Linked DNA regions of Homo sapiens: region 1 is linked to region 2. The links are chromatin loops, found by intact Hi-C in ENCODE. Cell type or tissue: endothelial cell of umbilical vein. All regions are shown on one strand. Each heading gives the region's core, and the rest is flanking DNA. Links, peaks and the distances in the headings are about the cores only.

Region 1 (4,712 bases), core at 1,161-3,660, 500 kb after region 2:
TGAACATAATTGATCATCAGAAATGCAAATCAAAACTACAATGAGATGTTATCTTAACCCAGTTAAAATGGTTTACATAGAAAAGACAGGCCATGACAAACACTGGGGAGGGTGTGAAGAAAAGGGAACCCTGGTACACTGTTGGTGGGAATGTTTATTAGTAAAACCATTATGGAGAACAGCTTGAAAGTTTCTCAAAAAAACTAAAAATAGAGCTACCATATGACCCAGCAATCCCACTACTGCGTACATACCCAAAAGAAAGAAAATCGACATATCAAAGAGATAACTGAACTTCCATGTGTGTTGCAGCACCCTTCACAATAGCCAAGATTTGGAAGCCACCTAGTGTTCTTCAACAGATGAATGGATAAAAAAAAGTTGTACCTGTACACAATGGAGTACTATTCAGACATATAAAAGAATAAAATCCTGTCATTTGCAACAACATGGCTGGAACTGGAAATCATTATATTAAGTGAAATGAGCCAGGCACAGAATGACAAATATCACATTTTCTCACTTATTTGTGGGATCTAAAAATCAAAGCAATTGAACTCATGGAAATAGAGAGAAGGATGATTACCAGAGGCTAGAAAGGGTAGTGGGGGTGGGAGAAGGTGGGGATGGTTAATGGGTATAAAAAGATTAGTTAGAAAGAATGAATAAGCCCTAATATTTGATAGCACAACAGGGTGACTCTAGTTAATGATAATTTAATTATGCATTTTAAAATAACTAAAAGAATGTAATTGGATTTTTTGTAGAACAAAGGATAAATGCTTGAGGGGATGGATACTCCATTCTCCATGATGTGATTATTACACATTGCATGCCTGTATCAAAACATCTTATGTACTCAGAGAAATATATACCTATGTACCCACTAAAATTCAAAATTAAAAATTAAAAAAAAAGAAAAATACAAAAAAAGAACCAAATGGAAAATCTATAACTGGAGACAAAAAGAAAATGTCATATCTACTGCTTATCATGACGTGAATTACTAGTCATCTGTGGAATGGCTTTCCTTTATTTTATCTCATTTGTTCTTCATAATCATTCATTGGGTTGCCATGATTAGCTTTATTTTAAAGATGAAGGAATCAGGTCTCAGAGAGGAGAGTTTACTTTCCTATGGCAACACAGCTAGTAAATATTGTAACCAAGATCATAAGCCAGACCAGTAACACCAGAAATGATATTCTTTTATTTGTCTTTAACTTTCTGGTTACTACTGATGGAAATCTTTTTTTGTTGTTGTTTTGTTTTGTTTTGAGACGGAGTCTCGCTCTGTCGCCCAGGCTGGAGTGCAGTGGTGCGATCTCGGCTCACTGCAAGCTCCGCCTCCCGGGTTCACGCCATTCTCCTGCCTCAGCCTCCCGAGTAGCGGACTACAGGCGCCGCCACGACGCCCGGCTAATTTTTTGTATTTTTAGTAGAGACGGGGTTTCACCATGTTAGCCAGGATGGTCTAGATAGATCTCCTGACCTCGTGATCCGCCCGCCTCTGCCTCCCAAAGTGCTGGGATTACAGATGTGAGCCACCGCGCCCGGCCTAATGACAGAAATGTTTAACTGTAGTCGATCAGAGACCAAAGCTGATGGAGAAGCCACTGTCTTGAACTTTGAAGATTATTATGCCACAGGAAAAAGAGAGCTCTAGAACTATCCTCAATGTATACAAGGGTCTAAAATGTTATGAAGTCCCATATAAGGGAATATCATTTTATTAGTCAATATATGAGTTTTGCGTAATTTGATTATCGCTAAAATCTACCACCAGAAAGGTGGGGTCACAAAGCTAGATGTACATGAATTAAATATCAGATCAACACATTATACCAACTATTTTGCAATAGCTAGTCATAGCAAGGAAATAACACCAACTTTAGGGGAAAAATCACAGAAATGGAAATTCTCACTACAGCTATATAAACCTTGGGCTTTCTTGGATGGATGGCTCTTGCTCCCACTGCAGATGAGAATGCTCTGTCCACACTTTCCTAGTATTTGAAAAAGCCCAGAACCCTGGGTATCATTCAGATGAGAGCCCTCATACTGAATTCAATTCATGGTGGCAGTGTAGGCATCTATCAGAGAAAGAGAGAGGATAAATACCTATCAGGAAACTTTACCACTGGTTGAGGGACTGTGGGAATAAACCCTACAGGTTAAGTCCCTGTATTCCCCTTACTTCTAGTCCAAAAGAATATATGTGTTTGTGTGTAGATGGAAAAATTTTAGTCTGGTTGATTGGGTAGCTTTTTATATTGAATAACTTTTATATTAAATAGATTTTTGTTATGTCAAATAACCCTATAATAAATAAGTTAGATGGAAAGGCTAATTCTGGTTAGCTTCTACTTATTATGTCAAAGGTAGTGTAATCAATGTGACTCAGCTTATTGTGGATCTTAGATTCCACGTAGTATTGACAAGCTTGAATTGATAATAAAATGCTCTCTCTCAAAAGGGACTAATACACACAAATTGTTGGATACAGTTAATCACATGTTTCCATCAAACCACAAGATTGCCAGGAAATAAAATCCTATTATGTGTCAGGAAGTGGAGAGAACTGGGACTATTTGGCAAATACCATTAATAACTACAGTGAACCAACAGTGAATTTCCTGCCTGAAATTCAGATTGAATGTTGACCATGTGTGAACTCAATTTTTGCACTGACAGGAAGAGTTTTAAGAACTAGATCATCTACCAATATTTTTTCTCATGTTACATTGCAATTTGTTGGATTTCTGATTCCTTCTCTCTTGCAAATGCCTTGAGTGAGTCTACACCCTCTTTAAACAGTTATTTGTTCATCCTAGATAAAGCTCCTTCATAACTTTTCTAGACCAGAATAACATTGTCCAGCCAACCCTGCTGTTAGCCATGCTCCAGCATCCCCATTTCTTCCTCATCTATTTGATTACTGGTTCCATAATGCATAGAATTTCCAAGTTGAATTTTCACAATACTGCTATTTCACATGAATGCACACACCTCAAATAGTATTCTGAAATTTCTGGCAGCAGAGTTGGCCCAGGGGAAAACATTTTCCGTCAGGAAGCACACACGGGGTCACAATCATACAGCTCTGACAGAGAGGTCTAGCAGCGTAGATCATATTCTCCAATTCTGCCATTTCAGCGCTTGCGCTATTTTCCTGCATCCAGAAAGTAGTGGAACTTCACAAAGAAATTGATTCCATTTATAAACTGGGGCACTAGGTCAAATCTGAATACCTGCAGAAAAAGCTATTGAAAGTTTCTTACTTTCCCTCCAGTCAGCAAGAAATCTTAAGCTTTGTGAAGGCTCAAGATTGGTTCTCTATATCTGTGCCTGAATCATCAAGTATTGAATTAGGTTACTTCCTATAGAATTGAGTACAGTTGTTCTTAATTGTACAACTCACTTAAGTCACTCAAATTGTTTAGCAAATTCATCTGTAGCCTCAGCATTCAAAATTAATATAGTCTGAAAATTAAATGTAAAGAGGCTTTTCAACCCATACTTTGAGAATAATAGTTCAATCCTTGATTTTTAGCAGAGCACTGTCTGGTAGAAATATAAAGCAAGGTATGTATGTAATTTTACATTTTTTTAGCAACCACATATATAGTAAAAAGAAAGGGGTAAATTACTTTTAATGAGATATTTTATTTAAGACAGTACATTTAATATTATCATTTCCACATGCAATCAATACAAAATAGTTTGCTGAGATATTTTTATTCTCTTTGTTTGCACCAAGCTTTCAAAATCTTGTGTGACTTTTATACTTACGGCACGTCTCAAATTGGAATAGACACATTTCAAGTGATCAAGAGCCTCATGTGGTTATTGGCTACTATATTGAATAGGGCCCTTCTGGTAGATTTCCCAGGCATTTGAGAAAGCATGTTTGTCACCAGTTATAATTTATCTTTAACTTAATCTTCTTGGGCAAAAGGTCAACATGCCTAATATATGTTACAGTGCCAGCACACATCAAGGGCTCAATAAATATTTACTGAATGTTTTTAAGTTTTCATTTACAAATATTTACATATTCATTCAGCTGCTGCTATGTGCCAGGTACTTTTCTAAGCATTGAGGAATTAAGCACTGACCAAAATAGACAAAATGTTTCCAAGGAGTTTAACTTCTAAAAGTTTGTCCCTTTAAATTGATGACAAATAAAATTACAAAAATATCAAAACAAACCGTACAATAAGTCAATAGCTTGTGTTTTAGATGGACTTCTTGCTCCCTAAATATCTTCTCTGTTAGTCATTTCCACATTCCACCTATTGCACATCACCTATGACTCTCTGACTGCCCAGGATTTTCTACTGCAACATCACGCATGAGCTTGCCGTCTTCAAGCTTCTTACTGTTTTTCAAGCAGAGCAGCTTTTTTAATGTTTCTAGGCCTCTGATCTTCTCCATCTCAGATAGCTGTTAAGTCCTTACTCATAATTCAATGCCAAGTTCAATTAGTACCTCTTTCATAAGCTTCTCTTTGCTCCCAATTTCAGTTTTTTACTCTTTCTTTGTTGCTCACAGACGTTGTGCAGGTCTTTATCATGCCATTTATTTTGGATTGTAATTGTATGTCAATTCTTCCCCCATTAGATCTTTACTTATTTGCTTTAGCTCTTGTAACTTATAGAGAGACTGATATGACAGGTGCTGAAAGAATGTGTGTGGGAAGGATTGATAAT
Region 2 (4,712 bases), core at 1,215-3,714:
TCAGTTCATCTTTTTCTTTCCTTTCCTTTACTTGTGTTGTGTTTGTTTGTTTGTTGTTTCTTCTTCCCCTTTCCTTGCCTTTCCTTCTTTTCCTTCTTTCTCTCTTTTTTTTCTCTCAATGTTAAGTACATAAGTGCACCTAGTAGTTCACTTTAATAAGCATTTACTTTCAGATTTCTAGATAAGGTTCCAGCAAGACTCTGATAATACTTATTTAAGAATCCATCATCCTGTGTTTGGAGATGATTAATAGTGGAGGATTCTTGTTTGTACGAAAGCCACGAGCTAAATCTGTGTTACTAAATGCAGGGTCATTCACAGGCTAACCTAGCATAATTCCCTTCCTGAGTGTACTAGAATGTCAGACACTTCAAAATGGTACCTGTAGAGACAAGCTTCTTTTTTTAACCTCAGAATTGGTTTTATTCATAGATCAGATTGTCAGAACTACTGGCTTAGTTATTTACATTTGTTTTATGTTCAGCTGTCTGCTTGATTTATACTAATGTGATATGTTCCCTTTCTCTCTTCAGCTTAATAACTGGTTTATATTTTGTTTTGATTTTTCAGTCCCGTCTTTTACCTTCACACCAACAGGTATATATTTGCACTTACCCTCCTCCTTTCCATTGTTAGTTTGGCATGTGTTCCACTATTGTGTTTCTGTTTTTATTTCATTTTCTGCAGTAAGTTGGGGGAAAGAACTTAAAGTGGAATGTAATACTTGATTTACTCACACCAGGCATGTGTTTAAGGTAGAAATGGTTGGTGTTGCTTTTCATCCATTCGATGCAATTATTTATTCACAATTCCACACTGGATCTTGGCCTTGTTTGCATGTGTTTCATTAAGTAGACACACTGTCTCTACCTTCAGCATGATTTAACATGCTAATGATCTTATTGACTACTTCAGACTTGACAGTGCATTTTTCAACTTAAGCTTTCAAGTTTTCCAACAAAAATTTCTCTCCCTTATAATTCTCTGTCCCCAGAATCAATATTGTTAAAGGTAACCACAATATCCAGCACATGTGAAAGATAGAACTTTTCGTTTTCCCTAAGTCAGAATCCTAATATTCCGTTCTATCCAATTTCTTTCAAAATGGGTCCTCTTCTGTCATATCACCTCCAGGAAAAGATGTACGTGTAGTTGTGCCCTCTCAGTTTTAATCCAGTTATTGTCATCACTGGGAGCAGTTATCTCTCTATAACAGACTTCCAGTTTGGAGTTCTTCTAAGTAGCAGAACTTGGCAGCTTTAAAAACACATTTCTTCTTAGAAAATGTGTCTGTATTTACAGAAAAGCTAATCTTCTTAACCACTTAGCCTAACTATGTGAAAATCTTTTTTTTGTTATGGTTAAATTTTTCCATCCCAAATTTATTAAGCTGAGGATGCTTTCAAGAGCATTATAATATATTTTGATTATCTATACATGTCTGATGAAAATATAATGAGAAATAATTTGCAGAAGCCACAATAAAAAATAGGTCACATGAATTAATAGTCACAACTTGGCATACATCTTTGTGTGTAGAAAGGTTTATTTTAACATTTCTCTTTGACTTACTGGTACTCATACTTCCGGGAAAATAATCTAGTAGTTTTTTTTTTTCCTGAGTTTAAGTTTACACCTATATAAAATTATGAAATTATGTGCTCCAATAATAAATTCAAAATGGAAATCCATCGGAATGCTAATGTACAGATGTGTAACAGTTATATTTAATAAGTGTACTGATGTTTTGCTTTTTCTTGATTCTCCACCTTATTGGAATTTGAAGAAAATAAGAGTGATATATAGATATCTAATTATATATATAATTAGATATATGATATGTATATCTAATTCTATACAATATTTAAAGAAATGTCACTAGTTGAATCAATCTGTTACGTCATGTGATTTTTGCAATGCTTCTGTCTAGGAAGACAGAAGGAATTCCATTTTAGAAAGAAGCTCATGAATGTAATAGCTTTTGATATATAAATATGTCTATTAATTGTTCCTTTTTTTTTTCGTAACATTCTAGTAACTTACCAGAGAGGAGGCGAAGCTGTCAGCAGTGGAGGGAGGTAATTATCTTGCTTGTTTTGTAGATCCTACAGGGAATTCCAAATATTTCTTCATCTTCCTCAATGACACCACTTTCTCTGCTTAAAAAGTCTAACTTAAAGGTGGAATTTATTTAGTTCCTTGACGAAGACTCCATTCAGCTATGCTGTTGAAACAAGCTGTTTACACACAAATGTAGTTGATTGGAGTAGTTGCATCTTAGTCAGTGACCACTAGAGGGAGGACTTTAACTGAGAAAGAGACTTGCTGATTTAGCAAATGATTAAAAGGAGTTAAAGTGACTAAGCGGTGGCATTTATGAAGATTAACAAATACAGCTAGTTAACTAATACTATCCAAGAAAAAGAGTTCATTTGAAAAACCTGCTGAACACAGCAATTGCTCATAAGTTGTAGGTTATGTTTGTTTATTCTTGTTATGAATTCAACATAGTTCACTTCCCCATTTGCAGGAAAATGTGTTGAAATAAAAGAGGAAATCTGGGTAACTTGTTAACAAAGAATGTTTTCCCTCCTCTAATTGAAATGAATCTCATATTTATGATTTTTAAAGTAATTATTATTCAGTGAACTTTAATATATTCACAGAGAAATCACAAATTGATGTGACAACCAGCTTAAAGGGGCTGAAATAAGGTATAAGTTATGTGATGAGCCAAGCTTCAGAATTTTTCACAATAAGATGTTTTTTTTTTCTCCAAAACAGTAACATCTAGCTTACAGTGTAAAAAAAAAAAAATCTTCCAACCAAAACCATCTTATAATTCAAATTCAGTGAACTTACTAAATTCCCTTCTTTGTACAGCTGTATAACATGACTGCTACTAGAAAGATAACAATGAGTAAGATATTATTCCTAAATTCAAGGAACATACCACCGGATAAGAAAATTACTGAATTTAGTATATAACAAAGAGTGGTTTAAAAAAAAAGAAGGTTGACCACCTTTAGCCAATGCTGTACAAATTTGGCAACAAGTACTAATCTTTTCTTTCCTGGGTATTGCTAACTTCCTGTTTTCATACCTGTGAAACAAAGCCAGCCAGTGACAGACCCAAAGCTAGGGAGGTTTTCATAAGGAATAAATCCACTTGATTCAGGAATTAAACCAGGGCATGTTTGTGCATCCAGGGGAATTCCATCTAAATCACAGCCCAGACATTCATGAAAGAGCCTCTGGCATAAGAACATTTTCTCGTGGGTGAATCTGGAATACCTGATTTTATAACCACTTCATTACATGTGTATATTTCAACCTCCTCACTAATCAAAGCATGTGAAAGTGCTTCTTGAGTGTCTTTGATATGTTCTTCACTAGCCTCTGTGCGTGGGTGTGTGTACACAAGTATCACACACACATACAGAAAAATAAGCTTGGTTCCTACTCTAAAAGAATTTACAACCTGGATAGAGCAAACTGGCACATGGGAAACAATGGCAGGAATGCATAGGTAGCAAATGCTAGTTGCCACGGCAGGATGGAAAAATTACAAAGTTCCTGAGCTATTTGGAAAGCTCACTATATCACAAAACAAACATAGCTTTTTAAAGTTAAAAATAAAATCCCTGTCAGTGAAACTGATTTATTTCAAATAGTAAGTAGAAATGATCATTTTCCTAAATGAAATGCTAAACGATGTTGGGATGTTACGGAGGCAACAGTTCAATAAAGATTTCAGAGTCAATGCTCAAAATGTCAGTTATATACAAAATTTTAGAATTATTTATTCATGCAATATATTGAACACTTACTATGTGACAGGTGCTAGTTTACTTACTTGGGAAGCATCAGTAAGCAAAGTGTATAAAAATTCCTGCCCTTCCAGACCTTACATTATAGTGGCGGAAATGCGAGATGAATAATAAACATTTTTTTAAAAAGTCAGCTGTACAATATCAGCAGTTGATAAATGCTACGGAAAAAATAAAATAGGATGAGGACAATAAGGATGCTTTACGAAGGGGCCTCATTCCTAGCCACTTACGGATGTGTGTGTCATTGTGTGTGTATGTGTGTCTGTGTCTATGTTTCGTGATCTAGTGAGATCAGAGAGGGAATAATGAACCAAACTCCTACACTGACTTCTCTTGTGTCTGCCCCTTAAGCACTGGTTTCCCTCATGTGTTTCAGACTTTCTGAGTCCTCACTGGACCTCCTACCTCACATAGTTAATGACACCAAAGCCAAAACCTTCCAGCCATCCTCTTGGACCTCCTGTATCCATTACTGCATTTTGTTGATGCTGTCTCTTACTCCTTTCACTCTCATATTGTTTCATTTCAAGCCCTACTTCTCCTTTGCCTAATCTATGACAAAAGCTCTCAGGAGTCCTACCTTTATCTATAATACCTTCATTAGCATTATTTCCTGCTAATTCCCTTTGCTCACTGGAGACAGAACGATCTTTTGAAATGCATATTGATCATGTTTCTGAGCTCCAGAAAATCCCATTATCAATAGGACCTATCATGTTTAGAATATCAGATCCAAACTCGGCATAATATGCAAAGTCCACAGCTCTAGGTCTCTGCAGACTTACTTCACACCTCAAAATGTGCCAGACCCTACAATCCACTGTGTCACCCCACCTGCCATTTGCCAAGATTGCATTCTCTTATGTGTCCTTACTACAC

What was found. Hi-C counts contacts between places; a loop is a spot of excess contacts. Peaks named below come from ENCODE experiments on the same cell type or tissue, not always from the same donor. Only the 100,000 strongest peaks of a DNase experiment are listed, where the experiment ranks them.
Region 1: a loop joins it to region 2, with 8 times the contacts of the local background. A loop is called at or near these places in 3 of 110 quality-filtered maps.

Annotation. Positions count from the first base shown.
Region 1 is chr3:78,141,068-78,145,779 of GRCh38, reverse strand. No RefSeq gene overlaps it. Among named protein-coding and RNA genes, the nearest start is that of LINC02077, 94 kb to the right of the region's middle. In endothelial cell of umbilical vein, for the core only: no CTCF peak of the experiment used is centred there; a DNase peak (open chromatin) is centred at 2,579; H3K27ac peaks cover 1,777 bases.
Region 2 is chr3:78,643,514-78,648,225 of GRCh38, reverse strand. ROBO1 (roundabout guidance receptor 1) reads left to right here. Exons shown (of 31, transcript NM_002941.4): 20 at 571-597; 21 at 2,036-2,078. Among named protein-coding and RNA genes, the nearest start is that of LINC02077, 600 kb to the right of the region's middle. In endothelial cell of umbilical vein, for the core only: a CTCF peak has its summit at 2,272 (motif pointing right); a DNase peak (open chromatin) is centred at 2,305; H3K27ac peaks cover 271 bases.